Linked DNA regions of Homo sapiens: region 1 is linked to region 2. A link is an interaction called in ENCODE POLR2A ChIA-PET data of the cell type or tissue named here. Cell type or tissue: MCF 10A. All regions are shown on one strand. Each heading gives the region's core, and the rest is flanking DNA. Links, peaks and the distances in the headings are about the cores only.

Region 1 (5,590 bases), core at 445-5,444, 330 kb before region 2:
GCAATATCTTAATCCTACTCAGTGAAGCTCTTCACAGTCATTGGATTAATTATGTTGAGTTCTTTTGGACCAAACCTTTTTGTCTTTAGAGTTGTTCATTGTTTGTGATTGCATGTTTCCTTCCTTCAACTGTGTTCTCCCTGGCATTCAGAGAGGAGGGAGAGGAGGAAGAGGAAGGGGAGGGAAGCTTCCCAAGAGTAGCCTCAACCTGTGCTTCTGTGCATTATTCTGAGAATAAATTTCTGTTTCAAACTGTATTATGTGAAGCTTCTTTATTGACCTCAAGATGTGTTGTAGTTTGGAGTGAGGTTGGAAGGAATTTCCAGGAGGAATTTCCTTGAAATTTCTAGGGCTGAGGAGGCACAGCCACTGGGCACACAGCCCTGCCTTGAACTAAGATAGCACCGGGATCTAGAGTGGGATCCTGTGGACATTTTCATTTGAGAAGGGAGTTTAGTGGCTGAAGGTTAACCCCCTCATTATCTACCTAAGACACAGCTGTGAATCCTCTCACCAACCTAGTCGTTTTCTCCCAGATGGGCTCTTGCTTGCCAGTGTCCCTCAGTTTAGGGTCTTGGATAGTATATTTCGGCAGGAGTCTGTGGGGCACGTAGACTCTAGTAAGACCTTGACTCCTTTGGATCCGGCCAGTAAGCCTGAGTCAGGACGGCATTCATGTGTGGCTAGCCCCATTACTGTTGAGTCCTGTAGCACATGTTGGGTTCTGTGCCATCCCAAGCACTTGGTTCATATTTCTCTTGTAAAATCCTTCATCTAGACCTGTGCTGTCCAGTGCAGTATTCACCAGGCCCATGTGGCTATTTAAATGAATTTAAAATACATTTCTAGTCCTAGTCACAATTCATGTGCTCAGTAGCCATATGTGGTTAGGTGGCACTCGGATAGCACAGGTTATAGAACATGTCCATGGTCGCAGAAAGCTGCACTGGACCATGCTGATCTACCACAGGTGTTTCCAGGAGCCCGTGCTTTGTTCAGACACCAGTAAGTTCATTATCTGTCTTCAGAACCTGGCATAGTACCTGGCTCGTTTTAGGTGATGTTCCAAGCAATTATTAAAGCTATATTTCAGTAATCTGCTTATAACTACCTGGTACTTCCAAACTGGAGATTGAGGTAAACTGTAATACTATGCTCAGGATGGGGGTTAGGTGTTGCCATTGCCAAGAAGGAAAGGCCACTATCTCTTCAATGTTAATTATTTTTGGCTGGAAGGAGCTTTCATTACTTTTCCTGCTACCTCCCCGTTTCCAAGCTTAGTTGGGCTTTCCTTGACCTGGCCCACATTTCTGGCCTCTGCTTATTCCTCCCCCTTTAGTCAAATCTTATTACAATCAAGCAATCATTGTTCCCAGACTTTTGTTCCTACGGGACCTGCTAATCCCATTCCAAATGTCAAAATCCAATTTAAGAACTAGTTCAAAGGCCACCCCCCTTCCCCTGAACTCCCATGGCCATCTACCTGGGGCAGCTTATTTTTGGTAGTCTTGGTGCCATCGTCTGGACCAGTCTTGCCTCCCACACCAGCTGGGCTTCTTGAGGTGGGAGGTGGCAATTTTAAATGTCAACAAAATCTGTGACATTCTCTAGATGGAGAGGTGACTGAATAATGTGACAAAAGTGATGCTGGGATGACTTCCAAGGCTAGGTCATAAAAGGCAGTGCTGCTGATGGTTGATTTGTTGGAGCAACTAGCTGGTGGCCCTGAGCCGCCTCATAAAAAATTCTACCTTTGAAGCTACCCATGTGGTGAGGAAGCCCAAACTAGCCCACAGAGAGGCCACCTGAGAGACCCTGTAACCACACACATTGGGAGATGCCTGGCCAGCCAGCCTCGTGCTATTCCAGCTGACAACTACAAGTGCAGGATACTCTTGAGCTACAACTGTCAAGTTTGAGCCTTTCCCAAATCCTGACCCACAGAAACCACGACGTGAAACAATTACTGTTGTTTTAAGCTCTTCAGTTTTGAGGTTACACAGCAATAGTAATTTGGGATTGTTTCTAATGCCTGTATGAGACCCACATAGGGCCTCATAAAAAGAGGGAGTGGGTCTAGGGACTCAGTAAATGCTTAACACTTAGTTTCAAACCTCTTTCTTGGGGGCTACTTTGCTTTTTTATGCCAAATTTTCAATGTTATATATAGCAATGTTTTGTTTTTGTTGTTTTTGAGACAGGGTCTCACTGTGTCGCCCAGGCTAGAGTGCAATGGCATGATCATAACTAACTTACTGCAGCCTCCACTTCCCGGGCTCAGGTGATCCTCCCACCTCAGCCTCCTGAGTAGCTGAGACTGCACCATGCCTGGCTAATTTTTTTTGTATTGTTTTGTAGAGATGGGGTTTTGGCATGTTGCCCAGGCTGGTCTCGAACTCTAGGGTTCAAGCAATCTTTCTGCCTCAGCCTCCCAAAGTGCTGGGATTACAGGCATGAGGCACCATGCCCAGCCATGCTTTCTATTAATAGACTTTTTTTGGTTAAGAAAGCAATGATATTAGAGGCCTTAAGGAAGTTATATAACCTTCAAAACGTAAGCAGTGCAACAATTAAATCTCTTCTGGGAAGGAAAATGCTTTTGGCTAATGAGTTACGAACAAAACAAAATACAACAGGATTTCAACAAGGAAATGTATTTATTTTTTCTTTAGAATTTGGCTCAGAACAGTAACAAAAATATTTACATTAAAATAAATTAACATGCAATTACTTAACCATATGTAATAATTTACGTTGGAATATATTAGCCTTCCCATGAGTTTAATAAAAACTAATATTTGGTTTTAGATTCAATACCATCCTTTCAAATATTTGGTATGAAACTTGGTAGCAATGCAATTGTCTGATGTACAGAGCAGATTTCACCATGAGAGATTACACCAAAGAACAGATGTCCCTTCCCAGAACATTATCTCACCCCAGACTCAGAAACTGAGCAGCCAAGCTTCCTTCCCAGGAATCACCATGGAATGTCTGAACAATAACCAGGCCCTGGAGATTACTGCAGGGCTGGCAGAGTTTTAGGAATCAGCCAAACTCTTTTTCACACTAACCCACTAGGAAGGATATAGTTCAAATGTAATGTTGAGTCCTTCAGTTTATTTGAACACTGAAACAATATGTTGTAGAAACCTTCATTTTCCCAAAATAGAAATCTGAAAGATATATGCACATGATTTCTTAGATCATCTAAAAGTACCCATAAAAACCTGTCACTAGGGCCAGGTGTGATGGCTTACACCTGTAATCCCAGCACTTTGGGAGGCAGAGGCGGGCGGATCACCTGAGGTCAGGAGTTCAAGACCAGCCTGGCCAACATGGTGAAACCCTGTCTACTAAAAATACAAAAAAAAATCAGCCGGGCGTGGTGCATGTGCCTGTAATCCCAGCTACTCAAGAGGCTGAGGCAGGAGAATCACTTGAACTTGGGGGGCAGAGGTTGCATTGAGCCACTGCACTCCAGCCTGGGTGACAGAGTGAGACCCGTCTCAAAAAAATAGAACACCTGTCACTAGACCAAATACTATACTGGTAAAATTTCACAGCAGAGAGGAATATTTCATTAAATTCAGCTGATAGGGTCAAGGATACATTAAGTCATTTACAAATCAGATATTAGTATTAAAGTTTTTGGTGGCCTAGAGTGAATTAGAATATGTTAGCATTTTGAAAGTGTTTTTGAAATGAGAGGTTGTGTGGCTCAGCAGCAAAAGCACAGAGGGACCTGGGATCAAACCCTCTCTCTAGCCCCATAGCTTAACAGTCAAACACACCAAGTTCTATAAAATAAAAATTAAAACACCTACCTCATATGTTGAGATAATTTAGGATAATGTATATGAAGCACCTAGTTCAGAGCCTGGCACACAGTAGGCACTTAATAAGTGGTGGCAGTTAGTATTTCTTCCAAGTTAACAATTCATAGCCAGAACTTTGGCTTTTGTATTTTGACACCAATGAAAACACGAATCATGTAGACAGAATCCTGATTCATGGCTCTGGGCTCTAGGTAAAACTCAAAACTTTAATGGACACCCTAGGGTGTTACTCAACACAGTATGAAAGGCTACTGAAGGAAGAAGTGTCTGCTGGTCAGTAGCAAAGATCCTTTTGGGACAGTTAATCTCCTTTTAAAGGCTCTAAGTCCCAGTGGCTTCTCAGCTGTCCTAAGAAGATAAGGACAAGGTCACTAAGGCCACTGTAATTTAGATCCCTGGTCTAAAGTCTCTTGTAAGTTCAGCTAGAGTAATAACATCTTTCAACAAATGGTATCCAGGATTAGGGGGGATATCTGAGATGGGGGAGTGATAGATATGTCCAGTGTCTTGATTGTGGTGATGCTTTCACAGGTATACATATGTCAAGGCTTATCAAATTGTAGGCTTTAAAAACAATAAAGCTGTTTTAAAAAAAAGTGTACTTAAGCCCTTCCTGGTAAGATTTCCCTCTGTTCTCTGACTGGATCACCTTCTGTGATCTTAGTTTGGGGTTAGAGGAGGAAGGATGTGTGTGTGTGTGTGTGTGTGTGTGTAGACGGAGTCTCGCTCTGTCACCCAGGGTGGAGTGCAGTGGCATGATCTCGGCTCACTGCAACCTCCGCCTCCCGGGTTCAAGCAATTCTCCTGCCTCAGCCTCCCGAGTAGCTGGGACTACAGGCACATGCCACCACGCCCGGCTAATTTTTGTATTTTAGTAGAGATGGGGTTTCACCATGTTGGCCAGGCTGGTCTTGAACTCCTGACCTCAGGTGATCCGCCCATCTCGGCCTCCCAAAATGTTGGGATTACAGGCGTGAGCCACTGCGCCCAGCTGGAAGGATTATTATTATTATTATTATTATTATTATTATTTATTATTATTATTTTTGAGATGGAGTCTTGCTCTGTCACCCAGGCTGGAGTGCAGTGGTGCGGTCTCAGTTCACTGCCAGCTCCGCCTCCCTGGTTCATGCCATTCTCCTGCCTCAGCCTCCCGAGTAGCTGGGACCCGCCACCACACCCAGCTAATTTTTTGTATTTTTAGTAGAGACGGGGTTTCACCATGTTTCACCATGTTAGCCAGGGCGGTCTCGATCTCCTGACCTCGTGATCCGCCCGCCTCGGCCTCCCAAAGTGCTGGGATTACAGGCGTGAGCCACTGTGCCCGGCCTGGAAGGATTATTAATGCAAACTTCAGGATGAAGTGATATCCCAGGCAAGGCCTGAAGGTCTCAGTGGTATTAATACATTAGTAAGCAGAGTTCTAAGAAGGCTTCCTCTCTATTATTGTAGCTGCTTTGGCACAGAAAATTGTGACTGTAACTTACAGGGTTTGAGCTAAAATGACCCCTAGTAAGAAGACATCAGAAAGAATAGCATCTACAAAAATAGGAGTGGGGAAAGGTGACTCTGGAAGAGGAGACCAAAAGTGAAAACATTTCTCTGCCAAAGTCACCTGCAGTTCAATACCAGATTTGATTGTTAAGAAACGGTCATCCTAAAGACAAGAACTTGATTCCACTCAGGAGCTCTGGAGAGAAGGTCCATGTCTGTTCCTGGAGGTCTAGTAGATCCTGCGTGTTGTGTAGTCC
Region 2 (5,590 bases), core at 427-5,426:
ATCACGAGGTCAGGAGATCGAGACCATCCTGGCTAACATGGTGAAACCCCCGTCTCTACTGAAAATACAAAAAATTAGCCAGACGTGGTGGCAGGTGCCTGTAGTCCCAGCTACTTGGGAGGCTGAGGCAGGAGAATGGCGTGAACCCGGGAGATGGAGCTTGCAGTGAGCTGAGATCATGCCACTGCACTCCAGCCTGGGGGACAGAGCGAGACTCCGTCTCAAAACAAAACAAAAAAAGGATCTAGAACTAGAAATACCATTTGACCCAGCCAACCCATTACTGGGTATATACCCAAAGGATTATGAATCATGCTGCTATAAAGACACATGCACACATATGTTTATTGCGGCACTATTCACAATAGCAAAGACTTGAAACCAACCCAAATGTCCATCAGTGATAGACTGGATTAAGAAAATGTGGCACATATACACCATGAAATACTATGCAGCCATAGAAAAGGATGAGTTCATGTCCTTTGTAGGGACTTGGATGAAGCTGGAAACCATCATTCTGAGCAAACTATCGCAAGGACAGAAAACCAAACACTGCATGCTCTCACTCATAGGTGGGAATTGAACAATGAGAACACTTGGACACAGGGTGGGGAACATCACACACCGGGGCCTGTCATGGGGTGGGGGGAGCAGGGAGGGATAGCATTAGGAGATATACCTAATGTAAATGACGAGTTAACGGGTGCAGCACACCAACAGGGCACATGTATACATATGTAACAAACCTGCACATTGTGCACTTGTACCCTAGAACTTAAAGTATATATATAAAAAAAAATTCTCTGAATGGGGAAGGAGAAGAATTGGGGAATTGAGGGATGCATAGATATTATGAGTCTTTCACTAAGAATGAACCCTGTCTACCCACTTTCCCTGGGAGATAAAGACTAAATAGTAGTAAATAACAGAACTTTTAATTTGTTTGGGTAATCTGAATGTAGAGGGCTGACCCCCTTCCTGGTTAAAGCCGCAAGTAATAAATGGCTGTGTGATAGATAAATCTAGGCTCCTGGTTCCCAAAGTCTTGTTCCCAGACTTGCAGCATCACCATCACCTGGAAGCTTGTTTGAAGTGTAAATTCTCTAGCTTTGTCCCAGACTCACGGAATCAGGAACTTTGGGAGTGGAGCCCAACAGTCAGCATTGCAACAGGCCCTCCTAGTGGTGCTAATGCACAGAGGAGCTTGAGAAGCTCAGCAGGTAGAACCTTCGATAGCAGCCTGAATTTCCTGTGACTGTGCATAGCGCCCAGCCTGAAATAAAGTCTCATTTCTTGAAGAAGAAATTTGTGGCCAGGCGTGGTGGCTCACGCCTGTAATGCCAGCACATTGGGAGGCCGAGGCAGGCAGATCACCTGAGGTCAGGAGTCCGAGACCAGCCTGGCCAACATGGTGAAACCCTGTCTCTACAAAAACACAAAAATTAGCCGGGCGCAGTGGCTCAAGCCTGTAATCCCAGCACTTTGGGAGGCCAAGGCGGGTGGATCACGTGTTCAGGAGATCGAGACCATCCTGGCTAACACGGTGAAACCCCGTCTCTACTAAAAAAATACAAAAAAAATTAGCAGGGCGTGGTGGCGGGCGCCTGTAAACCCAGCTACTCGGAGGCTGAGGCAGGAGAATGGCGTGAACCCGGGAGGCGGAGCTTGCAGTGAGCCGAGATCGCGCCACTGCACTCCAGCCTGGGCGACAGAACGAGACTCCGTCTCAAAAAAACAAAAACAAAAACAAAAATTAGCCGGCATGATGACGGGTGCCTGTAATCCTAGCTCCTCAGGAAGCTGGAACAGGAGAATCACTTGAACCTGTAAGGCAGAGGTTGCAGTGAGCCAAGATCATGCCATTGCACTCCAGCCTGCACGACAGGGCAAGACTCCGTCTCAAAAAAAAAAAAAGAAAATTGGCTGATGTGGTGGCGAGTGCCTGTAATCCCAGCTACTTGGGAGGGTGAGACACAAGAATCACTTGAACCCGGGAGGCAGAGGTTGCAGTTAGCCAAGATCACGCCACTGCATTCTAGCCTGGGCGATGAATCGAGATTTTGTCTCAATAATAATAATAATAATAATAATAAAATAGGCCGGGCACGTTGGCTCACGCCTGTAATCCCAGCACTTTGGGAGGCCAAGGCGGGCAGCTATGCAGCACTGATTTATTCCAGATGGGCTGCTTTCCTCACTGTATTCTTCCTCTATGGGTGAACAAATCCACCTGTTGGTACTTATGCATTCATATGGCATGAATATGCCTTGCTATGGATTATTGCTGTTCATCATCACTATATGATGGAGAAGGTGAGTGGGGGCAAGCAAGACCTTGCTGGTAGGCAGCAGCAAGCCACTGTTACAGGGAATCCTACAGTCAAGGTTTGCTCAGCATTTTCCCAATTCAGGGGGTTAGTCCTAGGGTTATTCATCCTCTATCACACAGTTCTCCAAGAATACTTTACTGTGGCATCTCTTAGTTATGAATGTTACTTCTTTTTCCAAGCTAATGTCACCACAGAACAGTGAAAACTTAGGAGTTCCCTTCCAGGCTATTGTGTTCCTAACTGGTACCTGCGACTTGCCAAGGATTCACGAGTGCCTTGTTTTGGTGGTTTTCATGTGGCTGTGGCTTGTCTCCAGGCAGGCCTGCAATGAGATATGTGTATCCATGTGGGTGGTCTGCACAAAGTACAACCATGGGAGTGGTCAGAAGAATTTCATAAGGCTGAACAAATGGGCTTGGCAGGTCTTTCTCCAGAATTCCTTTTGTAGGCCAGTTTCCCAGCTGCAATGGATGTGTTGGCATGGAGTCCAGTCTTAGCCTCGAGGCCTGCTGAGGCCTGCGGTTCTTTTTTTTTTTTGAGACTGAGTCTCGCTCTGTCACCATGCTGGCATGCAGTGGCACAAACGCATCCGGGGTATTTTTTTAAATCTACATTTTATTATTTTTATTTTTATTTATTTATTTTTTGAGACGGAATCTTGCTCTGTAGTCCAGGCTGGAGTGCAGTGGCATGATCTTGGCTCACTGCAGCCTCTGCCGCCCAGGCTCAAGAGATTCTTCTGCCGCAGCCTCCTGAGTAGCTGGGATTACAGGTGTGCACCACCATGCGTGGCTAATTTTTGTATTTTTAGTAGAGACGGGGTTTCACCATGTTGCTCAGGATGGTCTTGAACTCCTGACCTCGTGATCCACTCACCTCGGCCTCCCAAAGTGCTGGGATTACAGGTGTGAGCCACCACGCCCGGCCTATTTTATTATTTTTAGAGACAGGATCTCGCTCTGTTGCTCAGGCTGGGGTGCAGTGGTGCAGTCATAGCTCACTGCAGCCTGCAACTCCTGGGCTCAAGCGATCCTCTTGCCTCAGCCTCCCATGTAGCTGGGACTACAGGCACCCAGCTAAGGAAAAAAACATTTAATTGAAGGAGGGGTAGCACGTACCAAAGCAAATTTTAGATGTCAAATTGAAAAAAATGAGAAAGTATGATATTTCCATTTGTTTTCACAAACATAAGGATAATATAACACCCAAGTCTCCTATTTTAAAATTCTACCTTATGTAGAGGCATATATTGAGTATCTATTAATTAAAAAGTTTTAAGCTGGGCGCGGTGGCTCACGCCTGTAATCCCAGCAATTTGGGAGGCCGAGGTGGGTGGATCACGAGGTCAAGAGATTGAGACCAGCCTGACCAACACAGTAAAACCTCATCTCTACTAAAAATACAAAAATTAGCCAGGCATGGTGGTGCATGCCTGTGGTCCCAGCTACTCGGGAGGCTGAGGCAGGAGAATCGCTTGAACCCGGGAGGCAGAGGTTGCAGTGAGCCGAGATAGCACCACTGCACTCCAACCTGGTGACAGAGTGAGAGACCATCTCAAAAAAAAAAAAAATAGATTTAAGAGACTGTATCTCTTGATAGGTCAAAGGAGAAGATGGATAAATATATAAAGCTATGGAACTATGCTGTCTAATATAGTAACTACTGGCCATATATGGCTATTGAGCAAAGCTAGTCTAAATTGAGTTGTGTTATAAGTGTAAAGCACATATCCAATTTCTTTTTTTTTTTTCCTTTTTTTTTTTTTTGAGGCGGAGTTTTGCTCTTGTTGCCCAGGCTGGACTGCAATGGCATGATCTCACCTCACCACAACTTCCACCTCCCAGGTTCAAGCGATTGTCCTGCCTCAGCCTCCCTAGTAACTGGGATTACAGGCAAGTTCCACCACGCCCGGGTAATTTTGTATTTTTAGTAGAGATGAGGTTTCTCCATGTTGGTCAGGCTGGTCTCGAACTCCTGACCTCAGGTGACCCGCTCGCCTCAGCCTCCCAAAGTGCTGGGATTACAGGCGTGAGCCACCGCACCCGGCTCCAATTTCAAACACTTAATATAAAAAAGAATAGGCGGCCGGGTGCGGTGGCTCACGCCTGTAATCTCAGCACTTTGGGAGGCCGAGGCTGGTGGATCACCAGTCAGGAGATCAAGAACATCCTGGCTAACATGGTGAAACCCCATGTCTACTAAAAATACAAAAAATTAGCCGGGTGTGGTGGCGGGCGCCTGTAGTCCCAGCTACTAGGGAGGCTGAGGCAGAATGGCGTGAACCCGGGAGGTGGAGCTTGCTGCAGTGAGCCGAGATTGCGCCACAGCACTCCAGCCTGGGCGACAGAGCGAGACTCCATCTCAAAAAAAAAAAAGAAAGGAAGGAAGAAAAGAAAAGTATAGGCCAGGCATGGTGGCTCACGCCTGTAATCCCAGCACTTTGGGAGGCTGAGGAGGGCAGATCACTTGAGGTCGGGAGTTTGAGACCAGCCTGACCAACATGGAGCAATCCCGTCTCTACTAAAAATACAAAATTAGCCAGGCATGGTGGCATATGCTTGTAATCCCAGCTACTCAGGAGGCTGAGGCAGGAGAATCACTTGAACCAGGGAGGCTGAGGTTGTGGTGAGCTGAGATCCCGCCATTGTACTCCAGCCTGGGCAACAAGAGCAAAACTCCCTTTCCAAAAAAAAATTAATAAAATAAAAATAAAAAAATATAGAATACTTCATTAATAATTTTTTCTGCCAGACACGGTGGCTCACACCTGTAATCCCCGCACTTTGGGAACCTGAGGCAGGAGGATTGCTTGAGCTCAGAAGTTTGAGACCAACCTGGGCTCATATCTACAAATATATTTTTTTAAATCAGCTGGGCATGGTGGCACATACCTCTGGTCCCAGCTAATCAGTATGCTGAGTGGGGAGGATCACCTGAGCCCAGGAGTTTGAGACTGCAGTGAGCTGTATTTGTACCACTGTACGCCAACCTGGACGACAAAGTGAGATTTTATCTCAAAAACAATTTTTTTTTTCTAAGTGATTACGTGTTGAAATCATATTATGTATCTATTGGGTTAAATAAAATATCAAAATTAATTCACCTTTTAAAGAAAACTTTTTAATATGGCTACTAGAAAATTTAAAGTTTGAACCCAGGAGGCGGAGGTTGCAGTGAGCCAAGATCGTGCCACTGCATGCCAGCTTGGGCGACAGAGGGAGACTCCATCTCAAAAAAAAAAAAAAGAAAGAAAGAAAATT

The links. Peaks named below come from ENCODE experiments on the same cell type or tissue, not always from the same donor. Only the 100,000 strongest peaks of a DNase experiment are listed, where the experiment ranks them.
Region 1: POLR2A ChIA-PET joins it to region 2 with 5 read pairs; 2 of 35 experiments call an interaction of 5 or more read pairs at or near these places.

What each region holds. Positions count from the first base shown.
Region 1 is chr9:36,211,803-36,217,392 of GRCh38, forward strand. GNE (glucosamine (UDP-N-acetyl)-2-epimerase/N-acetylmannosamine kinase) reads right to left here. Exons shown (of 12, transcript NM_005476.7): 12 at 2,639-5,590. The coding sequence ends at 5,563. LOC124902151 (a long non-coding RNA gene) reads right to left here and starts at 2,209. Exons shown (of 2, transcript XR_007061474.1): 1 at 1,484-2,209. It overlaps CLTA (clathrin light chain A), which reads left to right. Exons shown (of 5, transcript NM_001833.4): 5 at 1-257. In MCF 10A, for the core only: no CTCF peak of the experiment used is centred there; no DNase peak of the experiment used is centred there.
Region 2 is chr9:36,541,386-36,546,975 of GRCh38, forward strand. No RefSeq gene overlaps it. Among named protein-coding and RNA genes, the nearest start is that of MELK, 29 kb to the right of the region's middle. In MCF 10A, for the core only: no CTCF peak of the experiment used is centred there; a DNase peak (open chromatin) is centred at 2,746.